Linked DNA regions of Mus musculus: region 2 is linked to region 1. A link is a loop called in an ENCODE intact Hi-C map of the cell type or tissue named here. Cell type or tissue: heart. All regions are shown on one strand. Links, peaks and the distances in the headings refer to the core of each region. The heading gives the core; the rest is flanking DNA. Region 1 holds the start of Pip5k1a (phosphatidylinositol-4-phosphate 5-kinase, type 1 alpha). Region 2 has its middle 4.3 kb from the start of Sema6c.

The links. Peaks named below come from ENCODE experiments on the same cell type or tissue, not always from the same donor. Only the 100,000 strongest peaks of a DNase experiment are listed, where the experiment ranks them.
Region 2: it touches region 1 in a loop (4-fold over the local background); 1 of 42 quality-filtered maps calls a loop at or near these places.

Annotation. Positions count from the first base shown.
Region 1 is chr3:95,105,852-95,111,222 of GRCm38, reverse strand. Pip5k1a (phosphatidylinositol-4-phosphate 5-kinase, type 1 alpha) reads left to right here and starts at 4,293. Exons shown (of 15, transcript NM_008847.3): 1 at 4,293-4,847. The coding sequence starts at 4,772. It overlaps Vps72 (vacuolar protein sorting 72), which reads right to left and starts at 181. Exons shown (of 6, transcript NM_009336.2): 1 at 9-181. The coding sequence starts at 125. In heart, for the core only: CTCF peaks have their summits at 3,110 (motif pointing right) and 4,385; a DNase peak (open chromatin) is centred at 4,292; H3K4me3 peaks cover 1,946 bases; H3K27ac peaks cover 1,815 bases.
Region 2 is chr3:95,157,317-95,162,687 of GRCm38, reverse strand. It overlaps a transcript of Sema6c not described here. Among named protein-coding and RNA genes, the nearest start is that of Sema6c, 4.3 kb to the left of the region's middle. In heart, for the core only: no CTCF peak of the experiment used is centred there; DNase peaks (open chromatin) are centred at 1,307 and 2,317; H3K4me3 peaks cover 2,853 bases; H3K27ac peaks cover 2,323 bases; H3K27me3 peaks cover 968 bases.

The DNA of each region.
Region 1 (5,371 bases), core at 154-5,153:
GCTCTTGCCTCGGTGAAACCCCCGTAAGTTGTCTGGTAGAACTCATCTTCCTCCTCTGCTTCCAGGAGCCCAGAAAGCCGGTTCCCAGCGGTTTTCCGTGGGGCCCGGCCCCCAGCCAAACTCATACCGCCTACAGCGACTGCGCTGCCGCCTTCAGCCCCTGGCCCAGCTCGGGGTTCTCGCAGATCGGCACTCGACACTATTACCTGCGGGCGACCGTCAATGACGGAAGTTCAGCGTCTGCAAGCAAAAGCAGCCGAGCGTCGAGAGGTCCTAGTTATTTTCACCTTAAGTCTCTTTGTGGCTGGTGGCTGCTGTGGCCACTCATAGGCAGCGCCTAGGGCACAGTACCAGGGTTCCTCCTCCTTACCTAGATATTTTGTTTGTTTTTCTACAGACAGGATCACACTTTACAGTCCTGGCTGGCCTGGAGCTACCTGTGTAAAGCAAGCTGCCCTCGAACTCAGAGATCTTCCTGCCTCTGCCTCCCGGTGATGGAATTAAAGGTGTGCGCCAAGTAGGCCTGCCTCATAGCAAACTCCTTTCCCTTCTCCGCTCCTACTTTTTTTTTTTTTTTAAGATTTATTTATGCTAGGCAGTGGTGGCGCACGCCTTTAATCCCAGCTCTTGGGAGGCAGAGGCAGGTGGATTTCTGAGCTCAAGGCCAGCCTGGTCTACAGAGTGAGTTCCAGGACGGCCAGGGCTATACAGAGAAAAGCTGTCTCAAAAAAAAAAAGTATGTATGTATGTATGTACTTATTTATTTATTTAATATGAGTACACTATTGTTGTCTTCAGACACACTGGGAGAGGGCACCGACAGCTCTTTCAGAGATCCTGAGTGAATTCAATTTCCAGCAACCACATGGTGGCTCACAACCATCTGTAATGGGATCTGATGTCCTCTTCTGGTGTTTCTGAAGACAGCTACAGTGTACTCATATACATAAAATAAATAAATAAATCTTTTTAAAAATTGTATGACTTTTTTTTTTAACTATGTGTTTGTGTTCATGTGTGTGAGCATGTACCACTGCACTGGTGTGGAGGTCAGAAGACAAATGTGCAGGAACTGGCTCTCCACGTTTACTGTGTGGAATCTGGGGTCAAAGTCAGGTCACCAGGCTTGATGGCAGGCTCCTCTATCTGCTGAGTTTTGGTTTTGGAGACTGGTTCTCTATGTACTCCAAGCTTGCCAGTCTCATAGACTGGTCTGCTATGGTCTTCTCCGTGTTTCATGCTACTAGGTTAAGGGAAGAGTTTGTTTTTGTTTTTGTTTTGGAGTGTGTGTGTGTGTGTGTGTGTGTGTGTTTCCCCCTCTTTGCTGGGAATGGAACCCAAGGTCTCAGGAACTCTAGAAAAGCATTCTACTACAAAGGTACATCCCAAGTGAGGCCAAGGATTGTATCTGTCTATACTACGAATGTGAATGCCTGCAATAGGCTAGGTTTAGGTAAACAATGAAAGACTAAATGAAGAAGGTATTCATTCTTTTACTGTTTTTTGGTTTTATTTTTGTTTCTGTTTTTTTTTTCTAATGCCAAGGATTAAATTCAGAGTAGTGTATAAGATAGGTAAGTTCTCTAATTCTGAACTACACCCCTATCCCCAAAAGGTGCTTTGATAAAGCACACTTACATGCACTGACAACCGAATGGGTGGCCCTTCTTTGAGGTCACCAGATTGCCTCCCTTCTGAAAGTATGTATTGGTGAACTCCCTTTGCCATTTCCTCAGGAGCACCAAGCCACAGCGTTCTTCTCTGCCCCAGCTCCCACACCTTGCCCAGTCACCCCAGTTCTGCTATGCTAGGAATGTCACTAGGGAAGAGTAACCCTGTGACTCAGAGGACACCTTGGGACTGAGTAAGAGCTGGGGCAGAGAGACAGAGGGGTAGGATACCTGCTTCCTAAACATTCCAAGCCCTCCTTTCGGTTACATTTACCCCTGAGATAAAGGTATGCTATATTTTGCCTATCGTCCAGGCTCTTTTGGAAATCAAGATTTGGGGGCGGGGGAGAAAAAGGGAAGAAAACTCAAGGGAAGAAAACTCAAGGGAACAAGTTAAGGGATCTTAGCTATCTGTGGAGCTGGAACCTCAGGCGTGTGCTACCATGCTCAGATGTTTAAAGATAGTGTGCCACCATGCCCAGATGTTTAAAGATACTGTGCCACCATGCCCAGATGTTTAAAGATAGTGTATTATTATTATTTATTATTTTGTTTTTTTTGAGACTGGGTTTCTCTGTGTATATCCCTGGCTGTCCTGGAACTCACTCTGTAGACCAGGCTGGCCTGGAACTCAGAAATCCACCTGCCTCTGCCTCCCAAGTGCTGGGATTAAAGACATGCACCACCACCGCCTGGCAATAGTCTACATTCTTGAACTGTAAAAATGAAAAGCCATCATCTTTGCTCTAAAAAGTATCATCTTATGAGGGAGTTACACACATAAGCGGATAACACAAGGTGGGGCTGTGACAGTGGCCATTTCCTGGGCGATGTAGAGACAAAGGCCCCTAGGAAGCTTAAGATGTTTTTTTTTTTTAATTTTTCTTTCAGAACTGAAATACAAACTATAGGGAGATAATTCTGTTTTTAACTGCCTTATGCATTTAGGTCCTTTTTGCCTACTTACAATTTCAGAGTCTGAAATAGCTTTAATCTCTACCTCAATTGATTTTTAGAGCACCTTAGGAAATAGAATCAACTGAGTTTACACTTAACTCAAGTGTTTGTTAACTTGTGCAAGAGGAGGGCAGAGGAAAACTTGAATGGATCAATTCTCTTATCCCATCTCATGGACCTAGGCATAGTTTGGTGCCTTTATCTGATGAGTGGTCTTAACAGTTCCCAGGTGACTGAATGCCTTTTCTGGAAATATAGACAATTTATTCAACAGTATTTACTAAGTATCTGTGAGACACAACTTCACCTGTGAGTGAATAGCACTGTCTGACACCAGTAACAGCAGGGCGAAGGTTTCAGGTACAGTACAACATACAATACTTCAGTGCTACCGAGTCAAAATGCTGTTGAATTAGTGATGCTAATTCTATCAAATGAAGTTTGTCAATCTTTAGTACCCAAGGGAGCACAAAGAATCCAGCAGATGGCAGTAAGGAAACAAATATTTTAGGTCTTGAAGGCAGAGGAAGAAATCTGAGGTTAAGGAATGGGAGATATTTGATGGATACTCTGGCCCTGGGTTCCCTTTGGAGGAACATCTGGATAGGTGTCCAGGCCACTTTAGAACCAATAAGCTGGAGGTTTTTTCCCATGCCTTTTATTTATTCATTTCACAAATAATTATTGAGTGATTACCTTGTACAAAAATGTGACAGGAGGTGGACATAGAACTTTAGCACACAGTCTTTGCTTTTCAGAAGCGCTTGTTCAAAAAGGCCTTCCCTAGGCTTCCCATAATATTCACAGCTGCTAGGGTTCTTTGTAAAAACTGGGCAGAGGGCTGGTGAGATGGCTCAGTGGGTAAGAGCACCCGACTGCTCTTCCGAAGATCCAGAGTTCAAATCCCAGCAACCACATGGTGGCTCACAACCATCCCTAATGAAATCTGATGCCCTCTTCTGGAGTGTCTGAAGACAGCTACAGTGTACTTACATATAATCAATAAATAAATCTTTAAAAAAAAAAAAAAAAAACTGGGCAGAGTTCATATGACAACTAGGCTAGAGTAGAATCCCTCTGTATTTCTATGCCCTTTGGAGTATAGATAATTAGCAACTGAATGCTAAGGAGGACTTTGGATAGGGGGAGGTTATTTGATAGTCTGTAGTCTTTTTTTTATCAGGTCTTTTAAACTTTGTTTTTATGTATTTTTCTTACTTTTCTTCTTATATTGTTGACAAATCCTCATTGCCTTATTTATCAAATATTTACATTTAATGAACTCTGTCGCTGTGTCTAGCACTGTTTGAAGTAAACAAAACATCTATTTTTATGTCTTTAGAAGGAAGATCCCACAAGCCGACACCTTAAACAGTAAAGGCTGGAAGAATTCTTGATGGTTGTGATGTTTTGTAGTGCACAAGAGCTTAACATTTCGGACTTGACACAGAGCTGCGTTCCGAATTCTTTCCAGGACTGTCATTTGAGGAGCTCAGTCCATCTCGGTCCAGCTGATTCTTAACAAGAGTTCTTAGCAACCCGATCAAAGATACGAACCTATATTGGCCTACTGAGCCACCGTAGACTCACGGTCTACGGTCGGTGGATTCCTTGGGGTGTGGCATCATCTGTCACGTGATCCGAAGTCCCCTCTGATTGGCTTCTCTTTTCTCCGGCTAGATAGACGAACGCCGAGAAGCTGTGGCGCATGCGCAATACCGGGGTTTCCTTGGCCGCCCACCCTGAGCCGAGCGGTGGAGTTGGGGATAAACAGGCAGTGGCTGGGGAGGTGAGGGAGGGGGGGCATTCGCTTTTGGGGGCACCTCAGGTGCCTAGGTTTTCCTTTAGGTTTGTTCTATCCGAGACGCGGGACTCCCGGGGCCCGGCTCAAGTGTTCCTGTCTGGTAAGAGAAGGTAGCTTTGGCGGAGAGCAGTTCAAGTTGCTAGGAAGGTGCGAGACTGCAGCTCTCCCCCATGCCGGGCAAGTGGTGCGGTCCTGAGCTTGTCCTGGAGCCTGAACAACGCCTGTGAGAAGCCCGCCGAACGCGGGTTCTGTGAAGAGACGTGGGGAAGATTCGATTCCGAGAAAAGGAAAAGCCGGATTGAAAGGGAGCGAAGCCGCTGAGGGGGAGGGGGCTGCCAAGATGGCGTCCGCCTCCTCAGGGCCAGCGGCGGCCGGGTTTTCATCCCTTGATGCCGGGGCCCCTGCTGGTACCGCAGGTGAGTCGGGTGGGACGCGGGCAGCCGACTGAGGAGGACTGTGAGATGGGAACAAGACCGAGTCCTGGGAGGGGACCTGTGGTTGAGGATGTCCGAGGGGTTGCCCCTAAGGGAGGACAGGACCGGACTTTGAAGTAGACAATTCTATTACTAGAGGAGTCTGGGGGAAAGGATGGATGTCGCTGAGAAAAAGGGAAGCTGACGAAAACTCACACAGTGTCTCAGAGGCGACTGCGTTGAGAACTTTGAGGAGGAAGGATGGAGACTGAAGGTTGGGGGTTAAGAGAGAAACGACAACAGGAGTGGAGAAACGAATCAGTGGAGACTGAGGATACAGCTTAGTAGTGGAGATCTCGTCTAGCATGCATCAGGATCTGGGCTTAATAAGACAAAATAACGTAAACGGAGTATTGGTAGATAAAGGTGTAAGGTAGATACCAAAGTGATTGTGAAATTAATAGATCAAAATGTTGAGGGGATTATGGAACTTAAAAGTAATGGAGAGTCATGGGAATTGTGGATTT
Region 2 (5,371 bases), core at 276-5,275, 51 kb before region 1:
TTAGGAGTTGTAGCCTTTCCTTACCTGGGGTGGTGGGTCCTGTGGGGATGAAGAGGGATAGGAGCCCTCTGATCTAAGGGAGGAAGGGACAAAAGAAGAAGGGAAAAGACTAAATCACATCTCCCTCACCACATCCTTTAAAAGTCAATGTGCAAATCCTGGGAAAAGCTGTTGAAGCCAGTGTTGGGGAGATGCTAAGGGGAGTGCATTTTGTTTGGTTACAAAATGAGGGCAGCTTCGCACCGGAAGATATGAGGGTAGCTTTTGGCCTTTAGCCAGAAACTCCTGGAACTGCAGGACTAGTGTTGGGGAAAGGGTTGTCTGGGAGTTGTGGGGCCTGATGACCACTCCCATGTTAAAACCTTCAGACTCCAACAGCCTCCTGCAAAAGCTCCCTAGCTAGGGACAATAGAGGCTAATTTGCATCTAATTTGCATGCTCTTCATTTCCAAGCAAATGCTCTGATAGCAAGTACCCTCACCCCCTTATTTCCTCAGAGAGCAAACAGTGCTTCCCTCCTACCTAATCTCTCACACTAAGGACCCCCCAACACATGCTCACTTTCAGCGGGGTTAGACCAGCCTCTAAAAACACTCGGTTGGCCTTTTCCTTGGCCCACTAGACTCGAGTATGATACATCTTTAAGAGGGCTTCCCATAAGCTGTTTGGGGGAGCAACATCTGGGTGGCTCCCATCCAATCCCTGGCCTGGGGACAGGCATGCTGTGACCTGGAGAAATCCCAAGGAGAGACCTGGCCATTCTTTCTCCTTTTAGGTCCTCCCCTTGATAGAAAGATGAAACAGCCAGCCCCCCTTCTTTCCTCTTAGCCAGACAGCCACCTCTGGGGAGTGGCCGAGGTCATAGTCGGTGTCTAGAGGAGCAGGGGAAGGAATAGGGAGGCAGGCCGGGGACAATAGCAGGAAGTCATAGACATGGTTGCCCACCCCTGCCCACCTTCCTCAGGAGGCTCAGGAGGTGCACCGAGCCTCAAAATCCTTTTACCCTAACCTTCTCTCTCCGTCCCAGGCTTTGTACTTATCCTCCCTCCCACCCACCCCCAACGTGGATAAACCAGGTGTCTGGAGCTTCCCGTGCGCCTAGCTTGAGACGGGCCTGGGGCCAGGGGCTCGACGTGTCTCCCCTTCACTGGATCCGGGGCTCCGAGGAGGGGCGGGTAGCAGCGTCTGGGCCGGGACCGGGTCCCAGAGCCACGTTAGCGGGAGGAGGGGCTGGAGGGGCCTGCAGGCGCAGATCAAGTGGGAATGAGATCTGGGTTTGGGGGACGGAGGCGGGTCTCCCAGACTAGGGAAACAGGACTAGAGGCTGGAATAGCCGAGGGCGGGCCCTAGGCCCGCGCGGAGTGGGTAGGTGAACTAGGATGCTGTCGCCAGGCCCGCTCTCCTCCGTGGGAGACCAGTCTAACAAAGCCCAGGGCGGAATGAGGTGAAGCGTGGAGGTGAGCGCGGGGAACGATGCTTCTCCCTGGCCCGGCTCCTGGACTCTTCGCCCAAGCCGACCCCTCCCCCTAGGAGTGCTCAGACTCCAGCCTGCACAAGGACAGGGAAGCAACCCCGACACCGATGTCCAGAAGGACTTGTCCCCCTCCCAGTCCCCGCAGGGGTGTAGAGGTCTACTTCTCCATAGGTCTTGGAGCCTCAGTTTCCCGAGGGAGAGGCAAGGTGCTGGGCTTCCCACCCTCTGCATTGTGCGCGCCTCAAAAAAAAAAAAAAAAAAAAGCCCACCCCTTCCTTCCATGACCCCCAATCTTACGGGACGCGACTACGACCAGTCGGAAAAGAAGCCTACACCCTACGCCCATCAGTGCAGCTGGGCTCGGCCACGGTCCCCTCCTCCTCCACGCACCCTAACTCTGCCAGGCACAGGACGCGCTGGACCCACTCGAGTCCCTGTGACACTTAGGAGCTTGACCCTCTCTTGTAGCGCTCCTTTCCCTCCCTATAGCTACATCCCTACCCCAAGGTACTTGCTCCGAGATCCGGGTCAGCAAGGTCCAGGGAGCAGCAGGCGGCCCCTAGCTCCGCGCCTCGCAGAGTTCGCAATCCGTGGTTGGGGCTTCGGCAAGATGTGACGAACGTCCGTGCTTAGATTTAGACTCCAGGGCACTGTCGGGTTACAAGAGCCTCGGGTCCGAGTACGAGCCCCTATTCCCGCCGCAGATCGGCGGAGGAAAACAATGCGACCGCCCGGGGCTCTGGGCTCGGCCCCAGCCGCCCCGCCCGCCTCCCAGCCGGGCCCGCCTCCGGTCCGCCTCTCGGGCCCGCCGCCCAATGGAATACTAAGCGGCGGGATAGACACTGCCTCCTTGCCACCTCTTCACCAATAATACTACAAGAAGGAGGGGCGCCGAGCGCACGGTCCACCCAGAGCTAAACGGAGAGGGTGAGCCTGAGACCAGAGTCAGGCACGAGATGGAAAGACCCACGGACAATCTCTGAGACGAGGACATAAGACACACGCACACAGACAGGCTGGTAGAAAAGAAGTCCCGACAGACAGAAGTGTCACAATCAGGAAGGAAGACAACACGAGAAGAGAGACAGGAAACCAGGGGGCCTCGGCTGGGCTGGGCTGTCAGAGCCTGCGCGATCCTCCCTCACTTCCATCAACGACTTAGGCGACCCTGCTCTCATGGGAGTCTCCTGCCTTGTCCCTCCGCATTCTCCTTCCTAAGCTTCTGTCTGTGTCTCTTCTGCATCTCCGTGTGATTTCTCTGGTTCATATTCATCCTGACCCCAATAAGAAGGCCTGCATGTAGTTTAGGAGGCCTAAGAAGCGAAAGTATCCTCCGACTTATCTTGTGCCCATCATCTCCCCACCGACCTCCACAGTCTGAACAGGTCAGCCCTGAGCCACCATGCCAGAAACTAAGTCTGAAAGCTAGACGCTGGCTGTCAGGAGACAGATGGTTGACAAAAGAGGACAGGTAGGAGGGCTAAAGCTCAAAGCCAGGTGGAGACCAAGACCAATTGATTCAGAAAAATACAGAGACATCAAAGAGAGAGAGTGAACAGCTACCCTGACCCTACAGATGCGCGAGATTAGTGTGTCCCACTTCCTCAAAAGGCTCTTGAACATCCTTCCAAATGGCAAAACCTGCTCCTTGTCCCCAAGACCGAGGGACCCCAATAAAGGGCCTTTCTTTTGAGGAATGTCAGTGAAGAGGAAGAAGGAGGCTACTTTAGACAATTCTGCTTGGCTTTCACCTTGGTGTTGCCTGCTAAGATTTTTCCTTGCGTGGGGCTGGCACAAAGGATATTTTCAAAATTCCCTGGAATGTGGGTGGCCTGGGAGACACTGACATTCTAAGATAGTGTTGTCTGAGTGGGTACTTCTACCCACAGCTTGGTCTCTGGACTAAAGGGAAAAACTGTTGAGTTACCAATTTCTACAGCAGCCTTAATTGAGTGTGTGTGTGTGTGTGGGGGGTCCTGAATAGAATAAATAAATGGGCAAACAAACTGTCCTGCAATAAGATTCACACACAGACATGACAGTGAGAAACAAGACAGACTCCTAGACTTAAGGTCAAAGGAAGCCATGAGATAAACAGAATGGGAAAGGAATAATAGCTACAACACGGTTAACTGCTGAGGGATCCTGGAGCCAAAGTGGTTTAACAGACAGTAAAATTATGGAACATAGACCAGCAAAGAAAAATGGCTTAATGAGTAAAAGCACTTGTTTCAAAGCCTATGGGCTTAAGATTGGAACCCAGAGGGGCTGGAGAGATGGCTCAACAGTTAAGGGTACTGACTGCTCTTTCAAAGGTCCTGAGTTCAATTCCCAGCAACCACATGATGGCTCACAACCATCTGTAATGAGATCCGATGCCCTCTTCTGGTGTGTCTGAGGACAGCTACAGTGTACTCATATAAATAAAATAAATCTTAAAAAAAAAATGATCGATACCCAGAAACCATGGTGGAAGGATAGAACCAAATCTCAAACATTATCTCCGACCTCCACACATACTGTAGCATTTACACACACAGAAACAACAATGACAATAAATAAAAGCTGTCTTGTTTTTGTTTTCGAGACAGGGTTTCTCTGTGTAGCCCTGGCTGTCCTGGAACTCACTCTTTAGACCAGGCTGGCCTTGAACTCAGAAATCCACCTGCCCCTGCCTCCCAAGTGCTGGAATTAAAGGTGTGCACCACCACCACCCGGCCTGAGAAACCCTGTCTTGAGAGAGAGTTAGAGACTGTTCTAAAGGTTTTAAAGAATTTTTAGGAGAAAGATACATAACATGTGGAGGTTTAAATGTTTCCTATCTTTTAGCATGGGACTTAGATATTCATTAAAATATGAACTTACTGAATAGGTTAGTATATATGGATTAAAACATAATTCTAAGAATTTAAGAAAGATCAAACCTTAATTCAGCACAATACATATTAAACAACTCAAGCACAATTTACTGTGGCTTATTATCCCACATTGAGAAATATGACTTTCAGGCTGAAGAGATGATTCAGCGGTTAAGAGCACTTACTGCTCTTCCAGAGGTCCTGAGTTCAATTCACAGCAACCACACAGTGGCTCACAACCATCTGTAATGAGATCTGATGCCCTCTTCTGGTGTGTCTGAAGACAGCTACAGTGTACTTATATATAATAAATAAATAAATCTTAAAAAAATATATGACTTCGGTGGGTTGGAGAGACAACGGCTCAGTGGGTAAAGGCATCTGCTGCCGAGCCTTACAACCCTGAGCTCAATCCCTGAGGTCCACATAGTGAAAGAAAAGAATCAGCTCTCACAGGATGAGCTCTACTGACACAATGTGCTACATCTCTCTCTCTCTCTCTCTCTCTCTCTCTCTCTCTCTCTCTCTCACACACACACACACACACACACTCTCTAAAACTATTTTTGTGTGCAGGAAGAGTTGAGACAGGATTCCTCTGTGTAGATCTGGCTGTCCGAGAACTCATTCTGTTATGTACACATAACATTTTTAAAAATCTAAATAAATTACAAAAAAAAAGTTTCCCAAAGCAATAACAATAGCTAGTGTTGAACCCAGAGATCCCCCTGTCTCTACTTTCAGAGTGCTGGGATTAAAGGTAGATGCCACCATGCCCAGCTGTGGTAAAACATTCTACAAGAAAGATAGCGACCACTATGGTTGGGGAATGTGGCTCTGTTGGTAGGGTGCATGCACAAAGCCCTGGATTCAATCCCCGATACCTGTAACCCGGGTGTTGGTGTCTACCTATACTGTATCCCAGCAGTCGTGAAGTAGAGGCAGGAAGATCAGAGGCTCAAGAGTATCTGTCATTATCCGAGTTAAAACAAGACCTACGGTTTACTAAGGATTAAAGAGCAAGGCCAGGGCTGCAGAG